Regions from separate parts of the Mus musculus genome. Here all the other regions are linked to region 1. The links are chromatin contacts, found by Hi-C or POLR2A ChIA-PET in ENCODE. All regions are on one chromosome and are shown on one strand. The core of a region is the stretch at or near the end of the contact, and the rest is flanking DNA. Distances in the headings are between cores, read along the strand shown.

Region 1 (3,033 bases), core at 385-2,884:
TTCTGGTTCTCGAGTCAAAGGTAGCACACATAAAACCTATTTTGCTGCTTCGGTACGTCAAGCAATGCCACTAAAGTTTCCTCACCCGCCAAAGCTGAAACAGTGAGTTCTAATCTCTCAAAGCCTTTTGCCGAAAATCTAAAGGGGGTGGGGGGCTATGGTGGTGGCGTGGGGGGGGGGTCGGAGAAGAAGAAAGACTGAGACAAATGTTTTATCTGTCGCCTTCTTCCCTACCCAACCGGACCAACAACTTCCAGAAGGTTCTGCGAGGCATAGAGCCATTCCGTAGGGACATCTCGGTGCTTCTGAGGAAGCGGACCGAGCAGGGATCCGATGACGACTGGAGATGTTGAAGGAATAAATACCAGTCCACAAATAAACAAACTGTCCCCGGGATTCCTAGAGGGAAGGAGCACGCTTGAAGGTCGGGGAACTCCGAGTCGCTGTGCGTCAAGGTTGGCATAAAATTAAAAAAAAAAAAAGTCCTTCAGTTACCAGGCCCTCTAAGGAGCCCCTGGTCCTCAGCTCACCTTATCAAAACTCAGTAAAACAAACAGCCTGAAATACAGTCAATTTACAGGATCCCAAAGATGCTGACCGCGGAGTGGGACCCACGCCGGGCCCCGGCAACAGCTAGGGAAGCGGGTCCGAGGCTACACAGTGCCGCGCTCCTTTGCGTTTCCAGTGACGAAGCCGGCGATGGAGTGCAGGCTTGGAGCTCCCCACGCCGAACGGGGACACCAGCTCCCGGGGGCTGGCTGCCTTGTCCTAACCTCCAGACAGCGCTTTCATAGGTGGGGAGAAGGGAGAGGCCGGGATGGATGGCAGGGAAAGCTAGCCCTCGTCTATGCGGGAGAGGAGACCAGGAAAGCAACAGTTGGGTTCACGCGCTTCCCTGAACCCCACGAAATTGTTTGGAGGACTCAGATGGATCACCTAAGTAGCAGCGAAGACGAAGGACCAATGGTTCCTTAGGTGTTACCTTCCCAGTTTGGCATTCCCACTAAGCCTTCCCTCCCAGCCCGACCCCGTCGTGAAGGGGAGAGGAACCGAATTCTCCAACCCGGCCTCCTTTGTGGGCTCTTCCTCAACCTGGAAGCGTCCTGTGAATTATCCATCACTGCATTCAACAGGCCCTACACGCTCAGTCCGTTTGCTCTGAACCCATTACAACTAGGCCCCGATAATTAAGAAATCTAATTATTCGCCTCTTCATCCATTAATAATAATAAAAAAAAAATCTCCAGGCTCTTTCCTACTTACAAGGTCTTGGGGGCAAATCTCTGCCCAACTTCATCAATTCGATGTTATATTTCAAACTAAACTTCTTTTTATTTTCCAAAGGAACAGGGTTTTTAATTTTTGCTCTGGACACGTGGTCTCGTTAAACAAAATGTGATAATAAAATAAAATTTTATAAGATGTAACTCATTTTTAAAAGTCCTCAAGTTAACTTGAGCTGGGGGGGGGGGAGATCTGGCTAAGAGCATCTGGGTCTTAGAGCCGACGGATTCAGGCGCTCCTCGTTTTGATTGGTGCCATCCTTCTCGCAGCTGCCAGATGATTGGTGCAAACTTCCTGGAGGGGGCGCGGCCTGAAGAAAGTAAAAACTCGCTTTGAGCCAGAAGACTTTTGAAACTTTTCCCAATCCCTAAAAGGGACTTTGCTTCTTTTTCCGGGCTCGGCCGCGCAGCCTCTCCGGACCCTAGCTCGCTGACGCTGCGGGCTGCAGTTCTCCTGGCGGGGCCCCGAGAGCCGCTGTCTCCTTTTCTAGCACTCGGAAGGGCTGGTGTCGCTCCACGGTCGCGCGTGGCGTCTGTGCCGCCAGCTCAGGGCTGCCACCCGCCAAGCCGAGAGTGCGCGGCCAGCGGGGCCGCCTGCCGTGCACCCTTCAGGATGCCGATCCGCCCGGTCGGCTGAACCCGAGCGCCGGCGTCTTCCGCGCGTGGACCGCGAGGCTGCCCCGAGTCGGGGCTGCCTGCATCGCTCCGTCCCTTCCTGCTCTCCTGCTCCGGGCCTCGCTCGCCGCGGGCCGCAGTCGGTGCGCGCAGGCGGCGACCGGGCGTCTGGGACGCAGCATGCAGGCGCGTTACTCGGTATCGGACCCCAACGCCCTGGGAGTGGTACCCTATTTGAGTGAGCAAAACTACTACCGGGCGGCCGGCAGCTACGGCGGCATGGCCAGCCCCATGGGCGTCTACTCCGGCCACCCGGAGCAGTACGGCGCCGGCATGGGCCGCTCCTACGCGCCCTACCACCACCAGCCCGCGGCGCCCAAGGACCTGGTGAAGCCGCCCTACAGCTATATAGCGCTCATCACCATGGCGATCCAGAACGCGCCAGAGAAGAAGATCACTCTGAACGGCATCTACCAGTTCATCATGGACCGTTTCCCCTTCTACCGCGAGAACAAGCAGGGCTGGCAGAACAGCATCCGCCACAACCTGTCACTCAATGAGTGCTTCGTGAAAGTGCCGCGCGACGACAAGAAGCCGGGCAAGGGCAGCTACTGGACGCTCGACCCGGACTCCTACAACATGTTCGAGAATGGCAGCTTCCTGCGGCGGCGGCGGCGCTTCAAGAAGAAGGATGTGCCCAAGGACAAGGAGGAGCGGGCCCACCTCAAGGAGCCGCCCTCGACCACGGCCAAGGGCGCTCCGACAGGGACCCCGGTAGCTGACGGGCCCAAGGAGGCCGAGAAGAAAGTCGTGGTTAAGAGCGAGGCGGCGTCCCCCGCGCTGCCGGTCATCACCAAGGTGGAGACGCTGAGCCCCGAGGGAGCGCTGCAGGCCAGTCCGCGCAGCGCATCCTCCACGCCCGCAGGTTCCCCAGACGGCTCGCTGCCGGAGCACCACGCCGCGGCGCCTAACGGGCTGCCCGGCTTCAGCGTGGAGACCATCATGACGCTGCGCACGTCGCCTCCGGGCGGCGATCTGAGCCCAGCGGCCGCGCGCGCCGGCCTGGTGGTGCCACCGCTGGCACTGCCATACGCCGCAGCGCCACCCGCCGCTTACACGCAGCCGTGCGCGCAGG
Region 2 (3,033 bases), core at 350-2,849, 460 kb after region 1:
GCCCTGAACCCAGAGAGGAGAGGTCCTCAACCTGTGCGGTGAGAACCTGAGGACCCATTAGCGGTTCACCTAAGACCACTGGCAAACACAGACGTTTACATTACAGTTCTTAACAGCAGCAAAATTACAGTTATGAAGTAGCGACAAAATAACTGTATGGCTGGGGGTCACCACAGCATGAGGTGTATTAAAGGGTTGTGGCAATAGGAAGGTTGAGGACCACTGCCAGAGAAGAAACAGATGTCCTCTAACCTCCAAAGACATGCATGCCCCTCTCTCTCTCTCTCTCTCTCTCTCTCTCTCTCTCACACACACACACAATAACAATAAACAGAGTAACAGAGTAATTTGTAAAAAAGAAAGAACAGTGCTCAGACAGAAGCTGAAAACAAACATCACCCATCCTGTGCGACTAAAGGTTACTACTGAGGATCTTATACAAGAAAACAAGACAAAAGACAAACAGGACGTTACATTGGGCCAACAGACATACCAGTCATGTTCAGGACTGAAGGCTTTGCATACTTATTATAAAAGCCCCTACCCAAGTCACAATCCCACTCAGACGTGGGGTAAGATTACCCCAACTTCCCACAGTGCGAAGGTAAGGGGAGACAAGCCAGAACCCTGATGTCAACCGTGAAATTACACAAGAACCCTGCAGCAGGGAGGACCTGGGGAAACCGCTTCCTCACACAGCCTGCCATCCCACAATCCCACTTGGAGAAGTGCAGGCTCACGAAGATGAACCACCCCAGAGGTTTTCACAAGATAGATGTAAATCCCCTGCATTTCTACAAAATGCACAAAGCAGTCTCCGGCGTGCTGTGGCCAGAAGACAGAAAAGGCTGAAGCCCACACACAGTCAGAGCACTAGCCTGTGTGACATGCAGGCAGTGGAATCCCTGATGTTCCCTTCACGGAACAGCAAGCCTCCAGGACACACACACACACACACACACACACACCAACAAGCCATTCAGGCTGAGTACCGTGATGTATGTACACGGACGTAAGGCCTTCAAATGGGACTGTGGCCGCTTTGCGTCCTCATTATTCCTGCACCGGGAGGGTGGGCTGTAGGTTTGGTTTAGGGGGACGGGGTCTGACATTTTTAAAAACAGGATCTCACTCTGCAGCCCTGGCCTGCTAGCTGTCTGGTTTTCTCACTCTGCAGCAGGCCTGGTTTGGAACTCCACACCATGCTCCTGCCTCGGCCAAGTGTCCGTACTAGGGGATGCACCCGCTCACCCTCGCGGCAGCGCCGTCTCCAGATGGTGTCCGTGTGCAAGATTCGGCGGAACCTGCTGCAGACCTGAGCCAGGCTGGGCAGGTCGGTGCCGGGCAGCGACGCGAAGATCTCCACGAGCAGCTCAGGCGGGAGCTCCAGCAGAGAGCAACGCGCCGGCCCCGCCTCGATGCGCTCCTCCTCGGGGTCCGTGTCCGCCTCACTGTCCGCCGCCGCAGTCTCGGCCGGGCCGCGGCGCTGCTGGCGGCGGCGGCACCCACGCGCGGGGCCCACGCCGCAGAGCCGAGCACACACCGCCATGCCCGTCACCACCGCGGAGGCGCGCACGCGGACGCGCACGCACAGCGCTCTGCGCAGGCGGCCAGGCAGCCGTAGTCCCGCTTGCAGGCTCCTCAAGCTCCACCCCAAGCGTGACCACGCCCTCCGACCCCAACCCCTCACACGCCCCCATGAAGACTCGCCCCGCCCCTAGACGCTCCCACCCTTCCAAGCCCCACCCAGACGCTTCGCCCCGCCCCTTGAGCAGTAGGCCCCGCCCTACGTGTTAGGTCCACGCCCTTGTATGGAGCCACACCCTATTTCCAGGCTCCGCCCCCAAAACGTTTGGCTAGAAACTTAGGACGCCCAGCTGCTCACTAAAAGAGGGTCGCCGGGTTCAGCTCCGGAAAGCCCCGCTCCTAGCATGACCACACCCCTCCCACAAGTCCCACCTCTGACCCCGTTTACAGGGTAGAACGAAGGGGTTTTACCTTAAGCAAGAAAACAATGCAGGATGCCCCGTGTGAGGATCGAACTCACGACCTTCAGATTATGAGACTGACGCGCTACCTACTGCGCTAACGAGGCTCCTTAGCAGCAAGCTCGCTGCCAGGGCCTTTGCACAGGTGGTGGCCTCGCCATGAACAAAATCTGGCAAGGGAAACCATAAACCAAAGCTACCGTCGCCTAGCAACACTACATCTAAACTAACTTGCCAAGATTACCTTGGTTGCAAAAGGAAAGGTCTGGTGCTCAGTGAGGTGGGAGTTCCTGGTGTCCCCAAACCTGCTCTCCAGCTCACATTGCCCCGCGCAGCACAAGGCGTCTAGAAACTTCCCTCTCAGGAAAAGAGTAGTCTGGGGTATCCTCCGCAGCTCTGCCCTTAATGACCCTATATAACAATATCGCCTATTTTTTATTATTAAAATTAACCGTTTGCGTGGCGGTCTCTCATCCCAACTTGGGGCTAGGGGATCAAGGCAGGAGGATCAGAATTACAAGGTCACTCTTGGCTACTTAGTGACTTTACGGCCAGCCTGGGCTACGTGAGACCCTGTGCCTCCTAGCAGTCCGCTCAGTAAATTATCCCAACAAGCAAACAGATATTACCTAATGCATTCGTTGATTGATTAACAATAGCATTAAGCAAAGGCTCCACTTGGTGGCCTGTAATCCTAGACCTTAGGGAGATGAGTCAGGAGGGTGGGGACTTTTCAGGACAACCTGAGCTATGCGGCAAGATTTCATGTAAAAAACAAAACAAAACAAAACAAAAAAGACTTAAATTACCTGATAATATTAACATCGTGTAAAAGTGTAGCTGAGCACACGCTGCCTCTTGTCCCCGTGTGTTAATGCCCACGGGGGAGGGTAAGCTCTTTGTGGGCATGTGGCTGAGACCCTAGACTGTCTGCTCCAAGATGAACCCTTCTGGTCTATCATTCATGGGCTGTCAATCAGCCTTCACTGAACAACTGTGAGAGGGGTGTGTGTGTGTGTGTGTGTGTGTGTGTGTGTGTAGATGC
Region 3 (3,033 bases), core at 312-2,811, 260 kb after region 1:
CTAATGGGTTGTTTGTTTGTTTGGGGGTGATTTGGTTTGGTTTGCAGGGCTTCCTGAGTTTTAAAGTCCTGTATTAAATTATCACTCATTCCCATGGCTGTGAGTTTCTTAGTGTTCCCATAGCAGGTGCCTCAGGCCAGGCTGGGCAGGGAGTCACACGTCATTAATCTCAGCACTCAGGAGGCAGATGCAGGTGGGTCTCTGTGAGTTCAAGGCCAGGCTGCTCCTCAGAGTGGGTTCCAGGACAGCCAGGGCTACACAGAGAAACCCTGTCGGGAAAAAAACAAAACAAAACAAAACAGAACAAAACAAAACAGAACCAAGCAACAACAATAAAAATATCAGGTGCCTCATGGCTCTAACTTTAAGAGTCAGGTCAACATTCTTCTCTGACAGGTATGGAAACTGAAGCTTAGTGAGATCCAGGGACAGCCCAGGTCCCTACAGAGGTTGGTGGCACACGTGCCTGGGAGCTTTAGTTGGCTGGGACAGACCATGCTCCCAGTCTCTGAGACTGATGACTGACAAATGAGTGGAGCAAAAGGCAGGGCAGTGGCATCCCTGTTCTCCAGCCAAGGGAGTCAGCAATTCCACTGGAATATGGGGCCTGGAGCTCCTGAGTCAGCACCAGGGCCAGCCTGGGACACCGGGCGACCAGTGAGATTACTCTGTGACCCCTGCTGACCCCCGAGTCCACCATGGCTGTTTTCAGACAGTGACGTCACCCTGGGAAGGGTGTGGGGTGCCTGCCTCCTTTCCCTCAGTAACAACCACAACATTTCTAATAAAAATAACCTCCAGCCTGCGAAGGTGCTGCTTTCTGAGCTTCTGCTGGGACTGTCACCTAGGCGTGACATCTCTCCAAGCCCCAGAGACAGACAACCTGGGGAGGCACGGTGCTGGGGGTATCTCATCTCCCAGGGAGTCACAGCTGAGGAAGCTGAGACACCTTTGGTGGCTTCTCCATGTCTCTCAGTAAAATATGAAGCCAGGTTGCAAACCACGGGCTAACCTAGTTAGCCAAAGGAAAGGAAAGGGAGACAAGGCCACCAGGAAGCCCCATCTTCCCTAAGGGATGCAATACCCCACTGTTCCACAGGGGGCGCTCTGCCCCCCGACAATCTCCCCTCAGCTTCTCTTCCCCTGTTATCCCTTTTACCAGATGAGCCGGAAGTATATAGTGACTAAGAAGGCTCTCAACTCCCACCGTGAGCCCAGTGTTCAAGAGCACTTGCTGCTCTTGCAGAGGACCTGGGTTATGTTTTCAGCACCCACTCGGAGGCTCGCGATCACCGGCAGCTCCAGGTCTGACGCTTGCTTCTGGACCTTGCAGTCATCCAACTGTACATGGCTTTCACACACACGTGCAAGCAGGCACAGGCATGCGTGTGCATACAGGCATATGCCCACACCAATAAATCTTTAAAAAACAAAAACAAAAAAACAGGGGACACCCCTGTGCACCCATGTCTGAGAGCCCTCCAGAGTCCTGGGCACTTTCCACAGAGCAGAGGGACTTGCTATCTCTGATGACACAGCCCCAGGGCTGGCTCCCCTTCCATTCCACTCAGCTGCTCAGCCTCAGCCTCGCCATCTGTCAGCTGACCGTCAGCAAGAGGTCTGCCAAACAGCGCAGCCCCAAGAATGCAGCGGGCTGGGGATTCCGGGCCACCAGAGCAGGGAGCTGCTTTCCCGCTGAGAAGCACATTTCCTGCTCCCAACAGGTGGAAACCTGCTGCAGCCGAGGTCAGAGCTGCTTTAATTGTATGTCTTTGTTAAGGCTGCGCCTCAAAAAAAAAAAAAAAAAAGTGTTTCTTTCCAAGTCTTCAAAAGTCAACTCTCGTGGAAGAAAAAGAAAGATTGGGGTAAATTTTCAAATACTAAATTCAAATGTAGGGTTTGCGACTCTGATTTGGAAGCCCGAGAGGTGGTGTGGGATTTGGGACATCTAGGGGAGGTAGATGACAGACAGGACCAAGCCAGAGCCTTGAAAGGGCAGATGACAGCCCACTGTGTAAAATCATCACCACCACCACCACCATCATCATCCTTGCAATCCTTCATCCAGGGAGGCCTCAGAGCCAGCCACTTAGAGACAAAGATTCCACACTTGTGTGTGTGCATGCACATGTTTGTGTGTTAGACCAGCTGGTCTAACTGAGTGAGCTCCACCACGTTTGACTTTGTATACGGGCCCTGGGGATCTGAACTCGGGTCCTCCAGGCTTGTGAAGTGAAGTGAGCTATCTTCCCCAACCCAAGAATTAACACTTCAATTGTATGGAAGAACCTTTAACCAAAATGGACCCTTCTTAAGATGCCTGGGGCAAAAACAAACAACTAAATAAACAAAAACAACAGAAGCTGACAAATGTGGAAGAAGTGAGGCTGATCCCGAGGACTGATCCCAGACAGGAAAGACTTTTGTCACAGAGGCTTGCCCCAGGGCTCTGTCCTGAGCAGTCCCACTTGGGTCTCATCCATGTCATTTTTCCAGCCCAATGTGGTCAGGATTCTTGAGGAAAAATTCCGGAATGAAGTCTGAGCTAGCCTCCACACCCCCAAATGTGGCGAGATGAAAAGAATACAGCAAGAGGAGGTGCTGATGCCCAAAACCCCATGTCTGGGCTCTATGCACCATGGGTCCTCTGTCTAGAAAATATTCCAAGCCATGCCAGCAAATCACACACAGCATTTAGCATAAACCTGGCAGAGCACTTGATTTTATAAATAAAGTTTTATTGAGACATAGCCATGCTCTTTCTTCCTGTAACGCTCACAAGGCACTTTCTGTCCTGTGAGCAGAAAGATGACCCAGGCAGGTTCTCCCTACCATCAGCCCCAGTGGCCTGGGCAGCCAGCCCAGTGCGATGACGCACTCTAGGGCCCTAGCAGAGCTAGCTGGGGGCAGGACGTGTCAGCCTGGGCCTCCTCTCTGAGAGAATGTTCCCACAGAGCTGCTGACAGCCCAGCCAAAGTGATGGGCCAGGGAGAGCAGAGAGGAAAGCCTGCAACATGTCCTCTGTTCCCACTG

Evidence for each region. A loop is a pair of places that touch in the nucleus more often than their neighbours do. ChIA-PET counts read pairs that join two places held with the same protein, here RNA polymerase II (POLR2A).
Region 2: a loop to region 1 is called in a map of left cerebral cortex, with 4 times the contacts of the local background. The contact joins the promoter of Fbxo31 here to the promoter of Foxc2 in region 1. A Hi-C loop is called at or near these places in 2 of 37 maps with a recorded cell type or tissue (left cerebral cortex and v-Abl transformed pro-B cells). POLR2A ChIA-PET finds 5 or more read pairs at or near these places in 2 of 5 experiments (Patski and embryonic stem cell).
Region 3: a loop to region 1 is called in a map of mouse trophoblast stem cell, with 3 times the contacts of the local background. The contact joins the enhancer-like site here to the promoter of Foxc2 in region 1. A Hi-C loop is called at or near these places in 1 of 37 maps with a recorded cell type or tissue (mouse trophoblast stem cell). POLR2A ChIA-PET finds 5 or more read pairs at or near these places in 1 of 5 experiments (embryonic stem cell).

Annotation. Positions count from the first base shown.
Region 1 is chr8:121,114,537-121,117,569 of GRCm38, forward strand. It overlaps Foxc2 (forkhead box C2), which reads left to right and starts at 1,635. Exons shown (of 1, transcript NM_013519.2): 1 at 1,635-3,033. The coding sequence starts at 2,079.
Region 2 is chr8:121,577,207-121,580,239 of GRCm38, forward strand. It overlaps Fbxo31 (F-box protein 31), which reads right to left and starts at 1,600. Exons shown (of 9, transcript NM_133765.4): 1 at 1,252-1,600. The coding sequence starts at 1,549. n-TMcat17 (a tRNA gene) reads right to left here and starts at 2,095; the gene lies at 2,023-2,095.
Region 3 is chr8:121,373,375-121,376,407 of GRCm38, forward strand. No RefSeq gene overlaps it. Among named protein-coding and RNA genes, the nearest start is that of Gm26747, 44 kb to the right of the region's middle. Within about 2 kb of position 1,562, at least 1 of the 3 ENCODE cell types and tissues checked has a DNase peak (open chromatin) inside an H3K27ac peak, as active enhancers do.